Linked DNA regions of Homo sapiens: region 1 is linked to region 2. The links are chromatin loops, found by intact Hi-C in ENCODE. Cell type or tissue: dorsolateral prefrontal cortex. All regions are shown on one strand. Each heading gives the region's core, and the rest is flanking DNA. Links, peaks and the distances in the headings are about the cores only. Region 1 has its middle 10 kb from the start of ZNF24. Region 2 has its middle 11 kb from the start of ZNF397.

Region 1 (10,107 bases), core at 1,480-9,479, 120 kb after region 2:
TTCTTACTATTGAGTTTTGGGAATTCTATGTTGGACATAAGTCTTTTGTCTAATTTGTGATTTGAAAATATCTGAGTCTGTAGCTTATATTTTCTTCTCTTACTAGTGTGTTTTGCAGAGCAACACTTGTTAATTTTTATGAACATCAATTTATTTTTTAGTGCTTTTAGTGTCATATCTAATAATACCTAATACCAGACCATGAAGACTCTCTCTTATGTTTTCTTCTAAGAGTTTTACAGTTTTACATTTCACATGAATATATGATTTAGTTTGCATGAATTTTAGTATAAGGCATGAACTATATCTTACACTAAAGGGTTTTTTGTTTTTGTTTTGCATGGAGATGCCCAATTGTTCTATTTGATAAAAAGTTCATCCTTTGTCCATTGAACTGCCTTTACATCTTTATAAAAAATCAATTGGTCATATTTCTCAATTCTCTAATCTGTTATATTATCAAGCATGTTATCTCACATGCTTGATTACTGTAGCCTTATGATAATTGTCAAAAACCTGGGCTGGGCATGGTGGCTTATGCCTGTAATCCCAGCACTTTGGGAGGCCAAGGTGGGAGAATCACTTGAGGCCAGGAGTTCAAGATCAGCCTGGTCTACATAGAGAGACCCCCATCTCTACAAAAATATAGAAAAAATTATCTGGATGTGGTCGTGCACACCTGTAGTCCCAGCTACTAAGGAGGTTAAGGCAGGAGGACTGCTTGAACCCAGAAGATTGAGACTGCAGTGAGCTACGATTGTGCCACTGTACTTCAGCCTAGGTGACAGAGCAAGACCCTGTTTGTTTAAAAAAAAAAATCTGGTAGTTTGAATCCATTTAGCATTCCATATATCTTTTAGAATCAGCTTGCCTATATTTACAAAAACACCCTATTCTATTGGAAATTCTATTGGAATTACATTAAATCTATTGTTCAATTTAGTGATGTCCATGAACACTCTACATCTCCCCATTTATTTTGATATTCTTTGATTTTCTTCATCATCATTTTGTAGATTTCAGTATACAAATTCTACCCATGCTTTGTTCAATTTATTCTTAAATACTTAGTGTTTTATGAGCTATTTTAAATGTTTTTCTTTTGAGACAGTGTCTTGCTTTGTCACCCAGGCTGGAGTGCAGTGGTGCAATCTAAGCTCACTGCAGCCTCCACCTCCTGGATGCAAGGATTCTCATTCCTCAACCTCCTGAGTAGCTGGGATTACAGGCAAGTGACACCACGCCCAGCTAATCTGTGTGTGTATGTATATTTAATAGAGATGAGGTTTCGCTATGCCAGCCAGGCTGGTCTCAAACTCCTGGCCTCAAGTGATCCACCAGCCTCAGCCTCCCAAAGTGCTGGGATTATAGGCGTGAGCTACTGCACCTGGCCTTTAAATAGTATTTAAACATTTTTTGATTTCCAGTGTTTATTGTCAGTATATATAAATGTAATTGATTTTTGTATATTGGCTTTTGCTATGGACTAAGTGTTTGTGTTACCCTGAACTTTGTATGTTAAAGCCCTAATTCACAATGTGGTGGTATTTGGAGGTGAGGCCTTAGGAGGTGATATAGTTTGGATCTGTGTCCCTGCTCAAATCTCATGTTGAATTGTGATTCCTCAATGTTGGAGGTGAGGCCTGGTAGGAGGTGATTGGATAATGGAGGCAAGTTCTCATGAATGATTTAGCACCATCCTCCTTTGGTGCTGTTCACGTGATAGAATTCTCACGAGATCTGGTAATTTAAAGCGTGTAGCACCTCCCCTCTTCTCTCTCTTCCTCCTGCTCCAGCCATGTAAGATGTGCCAGCTTCCCCTTTGCCTTCCACCATGATTTGAACTTTCCCAAGGCCTCCCCAGAAGTTGAACAGATGCTAGCATCATTCTTCCTGTACAGCTTAGAGAACCAAAAGCCAATTAATCTCTTTTCTTTATAAATTACCCAGTCTCAGGTATTTATTTATAGCAATGTGAGAATGGACTAATACTGAAAATTGGTACTGAGGAGTGGGGCATTGCTATAAAGATACCTGAAAATGTGGAAGCAGCTTTGGAACTGGGTAATGGGAAGAGGTTGGAAGAGATTAGAGGGCTCAGAAGAAGACAGGAAGATGAGGGAAAGTTTGGAAATTTCTAGAGGCTTGTTGAAGTCTTCCTAGAGACTTGTTGACCAAAAGGCCGACAGTGATATGAATAGTGAAGTCCAGGCTGAGGAGGTCTCAGATGAAGATGAGAAACTTATTGGGAAATGGAGTAAAGATCACTTTTGCTATGCTTTAGCAAAGAGCCTGGCTGCATAGTGCCCTGCTCTAGGGATCTGTGAAATTTTGAACTTGAGAATGATGATTTGGGGTATCTGGTGGAAGAGATGTCTAAGCAGCAAAGCATTCATGATGTGGCCTGGCTGCTTCTAACAACCTATGCTCATATGCACGAGCAAATAAATTAGCTGAAAGTGGAACTTACATTTAAAAGGGAAGCAGAGGGTAGAAGTTTGGAAAATTTGTAGCCTGGCAATGTTGTAGAAAAGAAAAGCCCATTTTCATGGGAGGAATTCAAGCAGGCTGCAGAAATTTGCATAAGTATAAAGGAGCCAAGTGCTAATAGCCAAGACAATGGGGAAAAGGCCTGGAAGGCATTTCAGAGACCTTTGTGGTAGCCCCTCCCATCATGGGCCTGGAGGCCTAGGAGGATAGAATGGTTTCCTGGGCCAGGACCAGGGCCCTGCTGCCCTACACAGCGTTGGGACACTGTTCCCTGCATCCCAGCCACTCCAACTCCAGCCACGTCATATAGGGGCCCAGATACAGCTTGGGCCACTGCTCCAGAGAGTGCAAGCCATAAGACTTGGCAGCTTCCACATGGTGTTAAGCCTGTGGGAATGCAGAGTGCAAGAGTTGAGATTTTGGAGCCTCCACCTAGACTTCAGAGGATGTATGGAAAAGCCTGGAGGTCCAGGCAGAGGCTTGTTGCAGGGGTGGATCCCTCATGGAGAACCTGTACTAGGGCAGTGCAAAGGGGAAATGTGGGATTGGAGCCCCCATACAGACTCCCACTGGGGCACTGCTTAGTGGGGGAATGGCAGATCCACCAGCAGCTTGCACCCTGCACTTGGAAAAGCCACAGGCACTCAGTGTCAATCCTTGAGAACAGCTATAGGGGCTGAATCCTGCAAAGCCACAGGGTGGAGCTGTCCAAGGCCTTAGGAGTCTACCCATTGCATCAGCATGCCCTGGGTGTGGGACATGGATTCAACAGAGATTATTTTGGCACTTTAAGATTTAATGATTGCTCTGCTGGATTTGGGGCTTGCACAGCACCTGTAGCCCCTTTCTTTTGGTGGGCTTCTCCCTTTTGGAATAGGAGTATTTACCCTATGCCTATACCTTCATTGTATCTTGGTTGTAACTAGTTATTTTACAGGCTTATAGGTGAAACGGTCTAACCTTGTCTCAAATGAGACTTTGGACTTTTGAGTTAATGCTGGAATGAGTTAAGACTTTGGGGACTGTTGGGAAGACATGGTTGTATTTTGCAGTGTGAGATGGACATGAGATTTGGGAGGGGCCAGGAGCAGAATGATAGAGTTTTGTTCTGTGTCCCTGCCCAAATCTTATGTCAAATTGTGTTCCCCAATATTGGAGGTGGGGCCTGGTGGGAGGTGATTGATTGGATCATGGGGGTGAGTTCTCACGAATGATTTAACACCATCCCCCTTGGTGCTTTTCTTGTGATAGAGTTCTCAAGGGATCTGGTTATTTAAAAGTGTGTAGCACCTCCCCACCTCTCTCTTGCACCTGCTCCAGCCATGTAAGAGGTACCTGCTTCCCCTTCATCTTACACCATGATTGTAAGTTTCCTGAGGCCTCCCCAGAAGCCAAACAGATGCTACCATCATGCTTCCTGTACAGAAATAAATTTCTGTTGTTTAAACCACTCAGCTTATGGTATTTTTGTTATAGGACCCCAAACTCACTAAGACAACGTTATATTTTACAATCTTGCTATACTCCCTTATTATTATTAGGAAGTTTTTTATAGATTCAGTGGGATTTTTTAGGTAGATGTTCAAGTTACCTGCAAATTGGGAGCACTTATTTTTAAAATAAATAGCCTGCATAACTTTCTTTTTTAATTTTTAAAATTAGAGACAGGGTCTCGTTTTGTCACCCAGGCTGCAGTACTATGGCGTGATCATGGCTTACTGCAGCCTCAACCTCCTGGGCTCAAGTGATCCTCCCACCTCAGCTTCCTGAGTAACTGGCACTACAGGTGTTGCTACCACATCTGGCTTTTTAAAAATTTTTGTAGAAATGAGGTCTTGCTATGTTGCCAGGCTGGTCTCAAATTCCTGGCCTTAAGTGATCCTCCTGTCTTGACATCCCAAAGTGCTGGGATTATAGGTGTGAACCACCATGCCAAGCTGTGCATAATTTTCATATCTTGCCTTATTGTACTGGTTAGGACTTCAATTACAATGTTGAATAGGAGTGCAGAGTAGACATCCCTTTTTTTGTTCTCAGTCTTAAGGAGAAAAACATTCGGCCTTTCATAATTAAGTGTTATATTAACTCTAGATTTTTAGTAGATAACCTTTACAAGTTTGAAGAAGCCTCCTTCTATTCTTTTCATAAATGGATGTGAATTTTGTCAAATACTTTTCCTGCATCAATTGATATGACCATGTGGTTTTTCCTGTTGAGACTATTAATATGGTAAATTAGCTTCACTGATTTTTGAGTACTGAGTCAACCTTACAGTTCTGGGATAAACCCTCTTGGTCATGATGTTTTATCCTTTCTATACATTGCTGAATTAAATTTGCTAGTATTTTGTTGAGGAGTTTTGTGCCTACGTCTGTGAAGGATATTGGATTGTAGTTTTCTTGTACTGTCCTTTTTTTGTTTGTCGGTCTTTTACTGTCTGTGTCATTTAGATTCAGTAATTTCTATTGATTTATCACTATTTCCTCTGTCATCTCCGTTTCCCTATTGAACCCATCAGGTGAATATTTTATTTTGATTGTTGTATTTTTCACTTCAAAAATTTCCATTCATTTCCTCTCTATATCTTCCATTTCTTTCCTGATATATATCCTTCCATTCATTCACCCTTACTTTCAAAGCATGGTTATAAAACTTGCCTTAAAGTTTTTTCTGTGAACCCTAATGTCTGTATCATCTAGGTGTTGGCATCACTTGATTTTTTTTTCTCTTGCAAGTGGAGATATTCCTGGTTCTTTCTGTGCCTAGTAATTTTGCATTGTATCCTGCACATTTTCAATATTATGCTGTCAGATCCTGGGCATTATTTAAGTCATAAGGAGAATGTTGATGTTTTTCTTTAACAGTCAACTGCCCTAGTTAGGGTCAGGTTGCAAGTTCTGATCTGCATTGTGTGGGCTGTAGTTCCAATGTCAGTTCAGGTTTCACACATTTCCAGTTCAATTTGGGTCTTTGTGTCTGCCACCCAGTGGCCAATCTGGGGCCTAAGCGGTAGTCTATCTTGTAGCTCAGTTCTCAATGCCTGTGATGTGCCAGTTAGGGTCAGCTTCACACATGCGCAGTTTAGAGGCAAGCAGACAGCGCTCATACAAAACTTTAGGGGATCTCACTTGATCTCCATCTTCTTTGCAATAACTTTATCACTTTTCTGGCTCCCTGGGGTCTGTCTTACCAGTTCTTCAGTTAGAAAGCTGGGGTTTTAGTTTCCTGGTTTAGTTCTGCTGTTTACTTCTCCCAGCTGCATTCCGCATCCTGGTCCAAGCAGCCAGAGGACACAGAGAAAATAAAAGCAATGGGGATTTGCTCCATGCTTCTGGGACCAAAGCAACTCTGTTCAGAACAAAGTGTTCATCTCCCTCTGAGCTTAAAGTGCCTTCCCACAGCCTGGGTGACAGAGTGAGGCCCTGTCTCTAAAATAAATAGATCATTAAATAAATTAATTTAATTAAATGCCTTCCAAAAGACTACTGCCATTGCAATGCTGCTGACGCCAATGCTACTGCCATACTATTCCCTGAAGACTGGGGTAGAAGAGAAGGGAAATAAAGCAAAGAATACTGTATGTGGGATTTTCCCATTCTCTCTGACCCTTAGAATCCCCCTTTCCCACTCCAAACTTTATTAGGGCAGGGATTTTTTTTTAAAGCAGCTTCAATTTGTTTCTTCCAATACTTTTCTTTTTCATTGTGGTAAAATATATGTAACATGAAAATTGATCATTTTAACCATTTTAAGTGTACAATTCCTTAGGCCAGAGACAGAACTCTTATCTTGGAACTTTCTATTCATTTTCGGTGTGCACTTCTGGGTTTCAGGCTGCCTTTGAGTATAAGCAAAGAGATGCCAAGTGGGGAATTTCGTGCGCATCTGTGTGAAGAAACCACCAAACAGACTTTGTGTGAGCAACAAGGCTGTTTCTTTCACCTGGGTGCAGGTGGGCTGAGTCCGAAAAGAGAGTCAGCGAAGGGAGATAGGGGTGGGGCCATTTTATAGGATTTGGGTAGGTAAAGGGAAATTACAGTCAAAGGGGACTTGTTCTCTGGCAGGCAGGTGTGGGGGTCACAAGGTGCTCAGTAGGGGAGCTTTTGAGCCAGGATGAGCCAGGAGAAGGAATTTCACAAGATAATGTCATCAGTTAAGGCAGGAACAGGCCATTTTCACTTCTTTTGTGGTGGAATGTCATCAGTTAAGGCAGGAACTGGCCATCTGGATGTGTACGTGCAGGTCACAGGGGATATGATGGCTTAGCTTGGGCTCAGAGGCCTGACATTCCTGTCTTCTTATATTAATACGAAAAATAAAACTAGATAGCAGTAAAATGTTGAGATGGTGAAAATTTTGGGGGGTGGTATGGAGAGATAATGGGCGATGTTTCTCAGGGCTGCTTCAAGCGGGATTAGGGGCAGCGTGGGAACCTAGAGTGGGAGAGATTAAGCCGAAGGAAGATTTTGTGGTAAGGGGTGATATTGTGAGGTTGTTAGAAGAAACATTTTCGTGTAGAATTATTGGTGATGGCCTGGATACGGTTTTGTATGAATTGAAAAACTAAACGGAATAATAGAAGGAGAAATACAGGTATTAAAGGACTAAGAATTGGGAGGACTTAGGACATCTAATTAGAGAGTGCCTAAAGAGGTTCAGCATAGCCTTGCCAGCAAAGATTATTTATTTACTTTAAGAGTTAAGAGTGGCAGTTTGGGGATAGCACCAGGAGATATCAGCTGTGATGCCTTGGAGAAACAGTGTAAACCGGCAGTGTAAACAAGAGCAGGGCATGTATGAGTAGTTGAGAACGGAGAATAAGAGTATGACTAGACAGAAAATAGTAGGGATGACAAGTTTTTTGGGGCACAGGCCAAGTTGGTCTGGTGTCTGGGATGAGACTGGGGCCTAATAAAAAGGAGCATCTATACAGGAGCTCAAATGGGCTGTACCCTGCAGCATTGTGAGGACAGGCCTGAATTCTGAGAAGGAAAAGTGGTAAAAGTATTGTCCAGTCCTTTTTAAGTTGGTGGCTGAGCTTGATGAAGTGTGTGTTTAAAAGATCTTTAGTCCATTCTACTTTTCCTGAAAACTGAGGACCATAAGGGATATAAAGGTTTCACTGAATACTAAGAGCCTGAAAAAATGCTTCGCTGATTTGACTAATAAAGGTTGGTCTGTTATCAGACTGTATAGAGGTGGGAAGGCTAAACTGAGGAATTATGTCTGACAGAAGGGAAGAAATGACTGCGGTGGCATTCTCAGACCCTGTAGGAAAGGCCTCTACCTATCCAGTGAAAGTATCTACCTAGACTAAGAGGTATTTTAGTCATCTGACTCGGGGCATGTTGAGTAAAGCCAATTTGCCAGTCCTGGGTGGGGACAAATCCTCGAGCTTGATGTGTAGGGAAGGGAGGGGGCCTGAATAATCCCTGAGAAGTAGTAGAATAGCAGATGGAACACTGAGAAGTTACTTCCTTGAGGATAGATTTCCACGATGGAAAGGAAATGAGAGGTTCTAAGAGGCGGGCTAGTGGCTTTTACTATAGCATAGCCTGCCTTTGTTGGTGTGTAGCGATTAGGCCTGGTGGAACTGCCATCAATAAACCAAGTGTGATCAGGGTGAGGAACAGGAAAGAAGGAAATATGGGGAAATGGGGTGAATGTCAGTTGGATCAGAGAGATACAGTTATGGGGGTCAGGTGTAGCATCAGGAATAATGTGGGAGGCCGGACTGAAGTCCGGGCCAGGAAAAATGGTAACTGTGGGAGACTCAACAAAGAGTGAGTACAGCTGAAGGAGCTGGGGAGCAGAAAGTATATGTGTCAGGTGTGAAGAAGAAAATAGATTTTGGAAGTTATGAGAACTGTAGAGAGTGAATTGAGCATAGTTTGTGATTTTAAGGGCCTCTAAAAGTATTAGGGCGGCGGCAGCCACCGCATGCAGAACTTGAGGGCTAGGCAAAACAGTAAGGTCAAGTTGTTTGGATAAAAAGGCTACAGGGCACGGTCTTGGTTCTTGTGTAAGAATTCTGACTGCACAGTCCTGCACTTTGGCTGTGGGTAATGAAAATGGTTGGGATGAGTCAGGGAGAGCTAGGTGGGGGCAGTCTCTAAAGCTGTCTTCAAGGAACGGAAAGAGGAGTGGGGAAAGGATTTAGGATCTATGGGGTCAGCTAGGTTTCCTTTTGTGAATTTATATAGTGGTTTTGTTAGGATGGCAAAACCAGGTATCTAAAGTTGAAAGTATCTAACCATGCCTAGGAAGGAAAGGAATTGTTGTTTTGTAGAAGGTGTTGGGGTTTGAGAGATCAGCTGGACACGATCAGCAGGGAGAGCACGTGTGTTTTTATGAGAATTATGCCGAGATAGGTAACAGATGAGGAAGAAATTTGGGCTTGACTGAAATAATGGGGGCTGTCTGTGAATTCTTGCAGGTAATTTGCTGAGCCTAATGGGTGTCAAGGTCAGTGCAAGTGAAAGTGAAGAGAGGCTGGGATGAAGGGTGCAAAGGAATAGTAAAGAAAGCATGTTTGAGATCCAGAACAGAATAATGGGTTGTGGAGGGAGGTATTGAGGATAGGAGAGTATATGGGTTTGGCACCATGGGGTGGATAGGCAAAACAATTTGGTTGATAAGGCGCAGATCCTGAACTAACCAGTAAGGCTTGTTTGGTTCTAGGACAGGTAAAATGGGGGAATTGTAAGGAGAGTTTCTAGGCTTTAAAAGGCCATGCTGTAACAGGTGAGTGATAACAGGCTTTAATCCTTTTAAAGTGTGCTGTGGGATGGGATATTGGCATTCATCGGGGTAAGGTTGATTAGGTTTTAATGGGATGGTAAGGGGTGCATGATCGGTCACCAAGGAGGGAGTAGAGGTATCATACTTGTGGGTTAAGGTGGGGAGATACAAGGGGAGGATGTGAAGGAGGTTTTGAACTGGGGGAAAAGGTGGCAATGAGGTGTGGCTGTAGTCCAGGCACAGTCAGGGAAGCAGATAATTTAGTTAAAGTGTCTCGGCCTAATAAGGGAACTGGGCAGGTGGGGATAACTAAAAAGGAGTGCTTAAAAGAGTATTGTCTAAGTTGGCACCAGAATTAGGGAGTTTTAAGAGGTTTAGAAGCCTGGCCGTCAATACCTACAACAGTTATGGAGGCAAGGGAAACAGGCCTTTGAAAAGAAGGTAATGTGGAGTGGGTTGCCTCCGTATTAAGAAGGGGATGGACTTACCCTCCACTGTGATAGTTACCCAGAGTGTCTGTGATGGTCCTGTAGGCTTCCAAGGCGATTGGGTAGTGTCAGTCTTCATCTGCTAAGCCGAGAAGATCTGGGAAGGAGTCAGTCAGAGAGCCTTAGGCCAGAGTTCCAGGGGCTCTGGAAGTGGCAGCCAGGTGAGTTGAACGTCGGATTTTCATTGGGGTCCCGCACAGATGGGATATGGCTTAGAAGGAATCCTGGGCTGTGGGCATTCCTTGGCCCAGTGGCCAGATTTCTGGCACTCGTAGCAAGCTCCTGGGGGAGGAGGTTCTGGAGGAACCCCTGGCAGCTGCGGTTCAGGCATTTGGAGTTCTTGTGTGCTGGAGATGTGGCTGGGGTTTGTCTCACAGTGGAGGCAAGG
Region 2 (10,107 bases), core at 1,041-9,040:
TGAAAATATAACAATAAAATTCTAGAAGAAAATATAATTTTTTTTATAATCTTGAAGTAAGAAAGACTTTTCTAACCATGACACAAAATGAAGAACCCATAGAAGAAACAAATAATAAAATTCACTATGTGAAAATCAAGAAGTTCTGCATGGTAAAAACAAAAACAAATCCAAAAACTGAAAAAAAAAAAGAGGAAAAAATACTCATATAACACAATAACAGGTCAATAATCTTCTTTTGAAATGCATATGGTTATTTCTTATAACGTTGCTTATAACAGTGAAACATTGGAAACAACCTAAATTTTCATCACTAGGAGGCTGATTGAATAAATTATGGTTTAATAAATTATATGTTATAGAATATTAGGCAATTGTAAAAAAACTGAGAAAGCTCTTTAAGTAAATAATATGGAAAGATCTTTAGGTATATTATTAGCTTTCTAAAAAGCAAAGTGAAAACCGGGTGTATAGTATGCTACCTTTTGAGTAAAAGGGGTAGAATAAGGAAACGTATTTTTTCATTGCTTCTGCAGACATAAAGAAACTCTGGAATGACTTATAATAAACCAATTATGCTGGCTATCCAGAGGGTAGGCAGGTAAGTGGGAAATGAATAGGTAATTACAATTTTTCATCTTATACCTTTTGCAATTTTTTGAACCATTAAAAAATTTATCTGTTCAAAAATTGGATTACAACAACATTTAAGCAGATGAGAAAATGTTATTTTATTCATTTTAACCTCCACTAAAAAATATCCCAAGAGATTCTTTTTTAGACTGAAAATATTCTGGAAAACACCTTCTAATCGGAGACCAGGAGACTTAAGATACTACAAAAAGCCCCTGGATTAAAATGCTGAAAGATGACTTCCCATTCAGCTGTCTAAGAAATTAGTTAAAATTTACTTTAAAATACGAACAATGGGCTTGGCGCAGTGGCTCATGCCATAATCCCAGCACTTTGGGAAGTTGAGGTGGAAAGATTGCTTGAGCTCCGGAGTTCAAGACCAGTCTGGGCAACATGTCAAGTCTCCGACTCTACAAAAAATACAAAAATTAGCCAGGTGTGGGGGCACATACCTTCAATCCCAGATACTTGGGAGGCTGAAGCAGGAGAATCCTTGAGCCCAGAAGGCGAAAGCTGCAGTGAGCCATGATTGTGCCACTACACTCTGGGTGACAGAGCCAGGCCTTGTCTAAAAAACTAATAATGGTAAAGTAAAATAAAATAAAACATGAACATCGTATAATTTTTTGCAAATCTTAAAGGTATTAACAATTGAACCATATAAAATTCTGAGACCTAGCAATGCCATACTATATTAAAGGAACATAAAACATAAGAAAAAGATAACAATGAAGGTAAGCAATTGTAGGAGAGGAGAAAAAGGCTTTGCAGTAGACAGGTGAATAGTAGAAAAATATCAAAGATCTGCAGTTCATTACAGGAGTAACTAAAGTTTGAGAAAAATATTCCAGCAGGTCATTATATGTGTGTACTCTGTGTGTGTGTGCTTGTTTATTTGTTTATTTATTTATTTATTTATTTTATTCATTCCAAACTGGCAACTTTTCCTTTCATTTTAAATACACAATTTAAAAGCAGGAGGGAACTGTATTCCCAAAACTTATAGACCTACAGAAATAAAAATTGACTTAGAGGCCAGGAGCCCTGGCTCATGCCTGTAATCCCAGTGTTACTGGTGGAGGGTGTCCAGATTCTTGGCGTCTTGAACAAAGAATTGGACAAAATGCACAAACAAAGCAAGGAAAGAATGAATCGACAAAAGCAGAGATTTATTGAAAACAAAAGTACACTCCACAGGGCAGGAATGGGCCTGAGCATAGGGGCTTAAGAGCCCCAGTTAAATAATTTTCTGGGGCTTAAATACCCTGTAGAAATTTCCTGTTGGTGACTTGATGTACACCCTATGTAAATGAACCAGTCCTAGTGGTTGCAGAAAGCAGCCAATCAAAGGCTGAAGTGAAGTTACAGAGTTACATCCTATGCAAACGTCTGATTGGTTTTGGAAAGCAACCAATCAGAGGCTTAAGTGAAGTTACAAAGTTATACTCCTATGCAAATGAAGACTTGGCCCACTACCAGCCTGATTGGTTGCATGAGGGGACCAATCAGAGGTACTTTCAATTTTTCATCTGCCAGGCAGAAAAGCAGGGGCAATACAAAGGGAATAGCCTCTGGTCCTTTCCTTTTGCTTTACTTCTAGGAAGTCAGTGTGAATTGGCCTTAGGTTCTCTGCCTCCAGACCCTATTCTTCTGCCTTGCCAGCACTTTGGGAGGCCAAGGAAGGCAGATCCCTTGAGGCCAGGAGTTCAAGACCAATTTGGCCAACATGGCAGAACCATGTCTCTACAAAAAATACAAAAATTAGCCAGATGTGATGGCACATGCCTGTAATCCCAGCTGCTCGGAAGGCTGAGGCATGAGAATCGCTTGAACCTGGGAGGTGGAGGTTGCAGTAAGCCAAGATCACTCCACTGTAATCCAGCCTGGGTGACAGAGTGAGACTCTGTCTCAAAACAAACAAACAAACAAAATCTATTTAGAGAAGAAGTCTTTACAAAACATTAACCTAAATTATAAGATGGGGGACAGCATAATTATAATATTGGTAAGTGACCACAAAAAGTAAACATGATCATTCCTGAAACACTGACTATTAAGTCCAGAGAGATTATAAACATACACACTTTTATAACTGCTAGTCATTTCTGTCTAAGCTTTAGTTATTAAGTTAAATTATTTACATCTAAACCATGAAAAGAATTCACAATTTTTCTGAAGTTAAGTTTTCTCTTCAAGAGAAGAGGAAATTTTACAATGAAACATACTCTTTAGATGGAAATCTGACAATATAAAATTGGAGTTTAAATTTTTTGTGGGGCTGGGCACGGTGGCTCATGCCTGTAATCTCAGCACTTTGGGGGACAGAGGTGGGTGGATCACGAGGTCAGGAGATCGAGACCAGCCTGCCCAACATGGTGAAACCCCATCTCTACTAAAAATACAAAAATTAGCTACGCGTGGTAGTGCACACTTGTAGTCCCAGCTACTTAGGAGGCTGAGGCAGGAGAATCACTTGAACCCGGGAGGCAGAGGTTGCAGTGAGCCGAGATCCTGCCACTGCACTCCAGCCTAGGCAACAGAGCAAGACTCCGTCTCAAAAAAAAAAAAAAATTGTCGAAGATGTAAATTTAAGTCTGTATTTGTCAGCTATAAAGTAGCTTACCAATTAAAAAAATTTACATTAATCTGGTGATATGGTTTAGCTATATCCCCACCCAAATCTCATCTTGAATTGTAGTTCCAATAATCCCCACATGTCATGGGAGGGCTCCAGTGGGAGGTAACTGAAACATGGGGGCGGTTTACCCCATGCAGTTCTCATGATAGTGAGTGAGTTCTCATGAGATCTGATGGTTTTATAAGGGTCTTTTTCCTCTTTGCTTGGCACCTCTCCTTCCTGCCATCATGTGAAAAAGGATGTGTTTGCTTCCCTTTCCTCCATGATTTTAAGTTTCCTGGAGGCCTCCCCAGCCATGCGGAACTGGGAGTCAATTAGACCTCTTTCCTTTATCAGTTATCCAGTCTTGGGCAGTTCTTTATAGCAGCATGAAAATGGACTAATACATCTGGTTTGTTTCTTATTTTCCATAATCTAAGTTGGGGTTCAGAGTTCTTCCTCAATTCTTCCCAAGCACTCTAAACTCTACCTACTTTTGTTGTTCTAGAATACTCTTGATGTCTCTGTCTTACCCTAGATGGATTCTAGAGGCCCAGTCCATGTGTCTTTTATTTACAGTTGACCCTTAAACAAAAAACAATTTTTGAACTCTGTGGGCCTGCTTATATGTGGATTTCTTCAACCTTTGCCATCCCTGAGACAGCAAGACCAACCCCTCCACTTCCTCCTACTCCTCGGCCTACTCAACATGAAGATGAGAAGGTTGAAGACCTTTATGATGATCCACTTCCACTTAATGGATAGTAAATATATTTCTCTTCCTTATGATTTTCTTAATAACATTTTCTTTTCTCTAGCTTACTTTATTATAAGAATACAGTATATAATCATATAACATACAAAATATATGTTAATCAACTGTTTATGTTATGGGCAAGGCTTGCAGCCAACAGTAGGCTATCAGTAGTTAAGTTTGGGGGGAGTCGACTGTGGGCTGGGGCACTGTGGTTCATGCCTGTAATCCCAGCACTTTGGGACGCTGACACCAAGGCATGAGGAGCACTTGAGGCCAGACATCAAGACCAGCCTGAGCAACTTAGCAAGACTCCCCCATCACTCTCCCCACAAAAAATGTATATGTATATGTCAGTCTGGCCTGGTGGTACACACCTATAATCCCAATTACTCAGAAGCTGAGGCAGGGGGGTCATTTGAGCCCAGGAGTTCAAGCCTGCAGTGAGCTATGGTATGCCACTGCACTCCAGCCTGGACAACAGAGTGAGATTCTGTCTCAAAAAAAAAAAAAAAAATTATATGCTTTTTTTTTTTTTTTTGAGACAGGTTCTCTCTCTGTCACCCAGGCTGGAGTGTGGTGGCGTGATCTCAGCTCATTGCAGCCTCAACCTCTGAGGCTCAGGTGATTCTCCTACCTCAGCCTCCCAAGTAGCTGGTACTCAGGTGTGTGCCACCACGCCTGGCTAATTTTTTATATTTTTAGTAGAGATGGGGTTTTGTTATGTTGCCCAGGCTGGTCCTGAGCTCCTGGACTCAAGCAATACCCCCACTTCAGCCTCCCAGAGTGCTGGGATTACAGGTGTGAGCCACTGTGTCTGGCCGATATGCAGATTTTTTACCTATATGTAGGTGTATGAGTTCCCCTAACCCCCAAGTTGTTCAAGGGTCAACTGGTACTGTGGTATTCACAGAACCTAGTACAGTGCCTGGCTCATTGATGCTCAATAAACATTTTTTGAATTTAATTAAGTATTTAAAAATTAAGACATAGTAATATTTTGTATATTAATGACATTTTAAATACCCAACATTTTCATTTAGGCCAAAGTTATTTAGTTTTCACATACACCATCACTTAATAAGTGATGCTGAATTTATAAGACTAAATAAGTTTACGAGAAATTCAGCCTTAGGAGATTCACTGTAAAATTCTAGTAAACAAATTCTTCAGGGCTAATTTTCTTTCTCTGTTCATATAACTCAAAAGTAGCTATAATAAAATTTGGTTTTTTTTGTTTGTTTTTTGTTTTTGTTTGGATGGAGTTTCGCTCTTGTTGCCCAAGCTGGAGTGCAATGGTGCAACCTCGGCTCACTGCAACCTCCATCTCCCAGGTTCAAGCAATTCTCCTGCCTCAGCCTCCCGAGTAGCTGGGATTACAGGTGCTCGCCACCACGCCCGGCTAATTTTTTGTATTTTTGGTAGAAACGGGGTATCACTATCTTAGCTAGGCTGGTCTCGAACTCCTGACCTCAGGTGATCCGCCGGCCTCGGCCTACCAAAGTGCTGGGATTACAGGAGTGAGCCACTGCACTCGGCCATAAAATTTATTCTTTTACAGCATCTTTATATTCAAGTATTTTGTAGAAAGTATTCAAGATTATTTGGTTCCTTAGGATGTTATATAATTTTTATTTATAATTAAAATATTTGATAAAGCCTTTAGACATTTAAAATCCAAATTTCTATGTCCAGAAATTATGTGTTACTGGGAATGAGAAATTACACTGCAGGCTCCGCTAGGATCCTTCTGAACGTGCCCTGCTTTAAATGGCCAACAGGGGGCAGCATGTTCTAGGGCAATGTCTCGAATCCTGCAACAGTCTTTGTGACGAAAAACAGTCGCCGAACTGCCACCAGAACTCTTGGACTGTGGAATGCAGGGTAAACAAAAATCTATTTACTGGCTCCAGTCAAACTACTTCTAAAGCAGTAGAGGTCATCTTATGGTTTCAATCATTTTACAATTAGTTTCAATACCACCACTAATTATCACCTGCTTGTTAATGCATAATAATAGGTGAATATAACACAAAATAGCAAGTTTCCTGTCAAGCCAGAGAGGAGAGAAGAAAGAGCTAAAAGAATCTTGGGAACATGAAATATTGAAAAATGCTTAAGTAATCTGGAACACTTATTACCTGCACACTTAATGATTTTTCAGTCTAATAAACATGATTAATATGTGATTTTTTACTGTTTATAATACTAACGCCTTATATATATTATTAACATAGATACTAATAATAGTAATGCACTCAAATAACTATAAGAACTAGTGAGGATTTTTAGGCTAATGTATTCATTCTTTGTACAAGTAAATTCTGTAAAAACAGAAAAATTTATCCTATGAAATAGATTGACATTCAATATCATATATTTTACTATAACTGTAGGATGTTACTAGTATGGGGTCCTTTTATAGACTAATATACAGTAGTAAAAATTATGGTAAAATCGTAGGCAAGTTAGATTAGAAAGATAATTACTTTTTTATTTTGTTCAATTTGGTTAGATTTGTTCTTTAGCAAAAGGCATTCATTTGTGTATATTCTTAATTTTACTCTGCTATGTTGTCATGCTTACCCACACAAACTGTTAATTAATAGTACCCTTGATTTTGAAGCTTGAAGAGATCCTGACATTCCCTCTATTTAAAGAGTCTTTGAGTCCCTACTTTTGATGCAGTTTCCTAGGATACTGAGAAATCAGTTGCTATTTAAACATTGGCTAGACTTGTCTAACTTCAAATAATTTACTTGAGACTTGTTTAAAATTATATTAGCCACTAAGCTTAGAAATGTGTCAAGTAGGAGTCAGGTTATGACCTCATACTTCAAATGAGACTTGAAGACTTGGTTGGCTCTCATAATCTCAGCTAGTCCTCACTGATGGCTCTATGGCAGTGCAGCACTGAAGAAGTACAATCAGGAAACATCACTCTAGCTCTATTATACAGTTCACTTAGTTGATGAGTATTGAACCAATTATTAAATTTTTCTGTACCTCAATTGTATGTAAACAGTGTAGACATTTTTTAAATGTTTGTCAAAGTGATTATGACCATCATATTACTTTGGTTTTCTAAGAAATCAAAAAGGAGATTTACAAATAAAGAACTAAATGGTAATGAAAAGTTCCTTTTAAGGGTAATTTCTAAATATGAGTAATTTTAATTTTAAAAAGAAATTAACAGTGTGCTCAAAGTGCTTTGCCAGGTCCTGAGAAGACTAACATAAATAAGTTAAGAGGAGCAGTGGCTCACGCCTATAATCCCAGCACTCTGGGAGGCAGACATGGGTGGATCCCTTGAGCTTGGTATTGGATCCCAGGAGTTCAATACCAGCCTGGGCAACACGGCAAACCCCATTTCTACCAAATACACACACACACACACACACACACACACACACACACACGCGCGCGCGCGCGCGCACTTATTAGCTGGGTGTGGTGTCTCACGCCTGTAGTCCCAGCTACTCTGGAGGCTGAGGTGGGAGGATTGCTTGAGTTGGTGAGGCAGAGATTGCAGTAAGCAGAGATCAGGCCACTGCACATAGCCTGGGCAACAGAGTGAGACCCTGTCTCAAATAAATAAGTCAAGAGGAGCATATCATAGCAGAGCCCTTCCTAGGGAGCTGAGGAAGGTTTCACAAGGAAAATAACATAATGTGGCCTGAAGGATGCTGAAAATTTCAACCAAAAGCAAAAAGATTATTAAAAATAATAGGCCCGGTGCAGTGGCTCACGCCTGTAATCCCAGCACTTTGGGAGGCCGAGGTGGGCGGATCATGAGGTCAGGAGATCGAGACAATCCTGGCTAACACGGTGAAACCCCGTCTCCACTGAAAAATACAAAAAAATTAGCCGGGCGTGGTGGCAGGTGCCTGTAGTTCCAGCTACTCGGGATGCTGAGCCAGAAGAACGGCGTGAACCCGGGAGGCGGAGCTTGCAGTGAGCAGAGATCGCTCCACTGCACTCCAGCATGGACGACAGAGCTAGACTCCGTCTCAAAATAATAATAATAATATTCGGAGCAAATTCAAGGAAGTTGGACAGAATAGGATAACAGAAATGGCATATCACCTTTAGTGCCTGAGTATGTGGGGTGTACATGAGTATGGGTCAGAAGAAGGAAGATGTTGGATGGTATGTCAAGGGTATGTACCTTATATTCAGTGGACATGGCAAAGCAGCAAATATTTATAAAATAGCATGATTACATAATCAAATTCATATTAAGACTCTGGCAGCAATCTGAAAGATGCATTGGAATAAGAGGAGAGATAGGAGACAAGGACTGAAAAGCTATTACAAGAAAGACAGCGAAGACCGGAATTGAAACAGCAGTAAGAAAAAGAAGATAAATTTGAGTTATTTCAAATGATGCTTTAATAGGACCACAGTTAAAGAATGGCCAATTTTTCTGGTCCCTTACACTGGCCCTAAAATTTCTACTTAGTCTTGACAGTGTGAGGCAAAAAGGAAAGTTAAGAAAGTAAGATAATTATTCTATTTTAATAATTCATAATAATAACATGATTAATAATAAAATTTAAGATAGAGGAAGGTAGTCGAATTGGATTTGGCTGTGTGAATGTCGAGGCATTGGTGAATTGTCCAGAACAGACGCTCACACAAATTGGATATTAAGATTTAGGGCTTGGTAGACAAGTCAGGGTTGGAAGTAGAAATTTGGGGACAGTTTATGCATAAGTGGAAGAATGAAATCACTGCCAGAGAAGGAATATATATGGAAAAGAGAGGAGTGTTGAAGATGACCTCAGAAGGAAGTAAGCAGAAAAGAGGAGGCAGCTGTAAGGCAAAGGTGTGGATGGAGAGGTAGAGAAAAAATAGTGCCCTAGAATCTAAAAAAATGGACAAGTTATCAGCAGTGATAAATGCTAAAATGCAGGAAGGCTAAGGATTGAGATGTCATTATGTTCAAGGAGGCAACTTAAGTGGAATGGTAAGAGGAAAGTGGATTGCCTCAGGTTGAACAGTAAATGAGAAGTGAGTTTGTATCCTTATTTCCATACTTCCATAATTTCCAAAAATCATACTTTGTGTGAAAGTAAATTATAGCCCTAAGAGTGTTCAATATACTCTGTAAAGAGATGGAAATGTACAACATAACTAGAATGTGCAAAAATGTGATAACTCTGGCTCTTAAAGAGGTAAGCTTCAGCTATCTAAAATGCCACTAGAATGAACATCTCATTTCCTCCACAGCAATGTCCAAAATGCATGTTTGTTTTTAATGTTTTTTAATACTGTACTTAATGCATGAGCACCAACAGTAGAAAGAATAGAAAACCACCATAGCCAGTGGGAGATATATCCAGAATCTGCAAATCAAAGGATAAAAACTGCAATACTCAAAAGATTCCAAGAAAATAGTATTTTATCTTTAATGTCTATTTTTCACAGTATTAAATTAAATAGCACTCTTACATTGATCTTAATACTAGTGTTCTTTAATTCATTTACTAAAAAACAAACAAAACAGGGTTTCTGTTCCTATTTTGATCTTAGAAGTAGATAAGGACACCAATTATATTAAATGAACTCCAATTCAAACCACTGTCAAATACTTTTTGGTATTACAAATTTGGTAAATATGGGCCGGGCATGGTGGCTGACACCTGTAATCCCAACACTTTGGGAGACCAAGCCAGACAGACTGCTGAGCCCAGAAGCTCGATAACAGCCAGGGCAACATGGTGAGACCCCATCTCTACAAAAAAAAAAAAAATTACAAAAATTAGCCAGGCTCGGAGATGGGCACCTGTCATCCCAGCTACTCAGGAGTTGAGACAGGAGGATCAAATGAGCAGATTGACAGAGTAAGACTATGTCTCTAAACTAAAAAAATAAAAAATAAGTCCATTAAAGTCACTCAGTGAGGCCCTGGTTGGTGCCTTAGAGTCGTAATCCCAGTATATACTATAAGGTCTATAAGGATAAATGTAGAAATATTTTTTATCAGATTTAGTATCTGCTGTAGCCAAAGAATGGTACACGTAGACATTTACACATAATTGTTTAATGGATGGATCAGAATCCACATCTGTCTGACCCTAAAGCCTGTACTCTGTCTACC

Evidence for each region. Hi-C counts contacts between places; a loop is a spot of excess contacts. Peaks named below come from ENCODE experiments on the same cell type or tissue, not always from the same donor. Only the 100,000 strongest peaks of a DNase experiment are listed, where the experiment ranks them.
Region 1: it touches region 2 in a loop (12-fold over the local background); 99 of 110 quality-filtered maps call a loop at or near these places.

Annotation. Positions count from the first base shown.
Region 1 is chr18:35,349,775-35,359,881 of GRCh38, forward strand. No RefSeq gene overlaps it. Among named protein-coding and RNA genes, the nearest start is that of ZNF24, 10 kb to the left of the region's middle. RefSeq lists enhancers at 5,229-5,749, 6,402-6,934 and a silencer at 5,391-5,570. In dorsolateral prefrontal cortex, for the core only: CTCF peaks have their summits at 5,485 (motif pointing left) and 5,685; a DNase peak (open chromatin) is centred at 5,507; H3K4me3 peaks cover 512 bases; H3K27ac peaks cover 1,185 bases.
Region 2 is chr18:35,225,371-35,235,477 of GRCh38, forward strand. No RefSeq gene overlaps it. Among named protein-coding and RNA genes, the nearest start is that of ZNF397, 11 kb to the right of the region's middle. In dorsolateral prefrontal cortex, for the core only: CTCF peaks have their summits at 5,779 (motif pointing right) and 5,979; a DNase peak (open chromatin) is centred at 5,811; H3K4me3 peaks cover 395 bases; H3K27ac peaks cover 3,374 bases.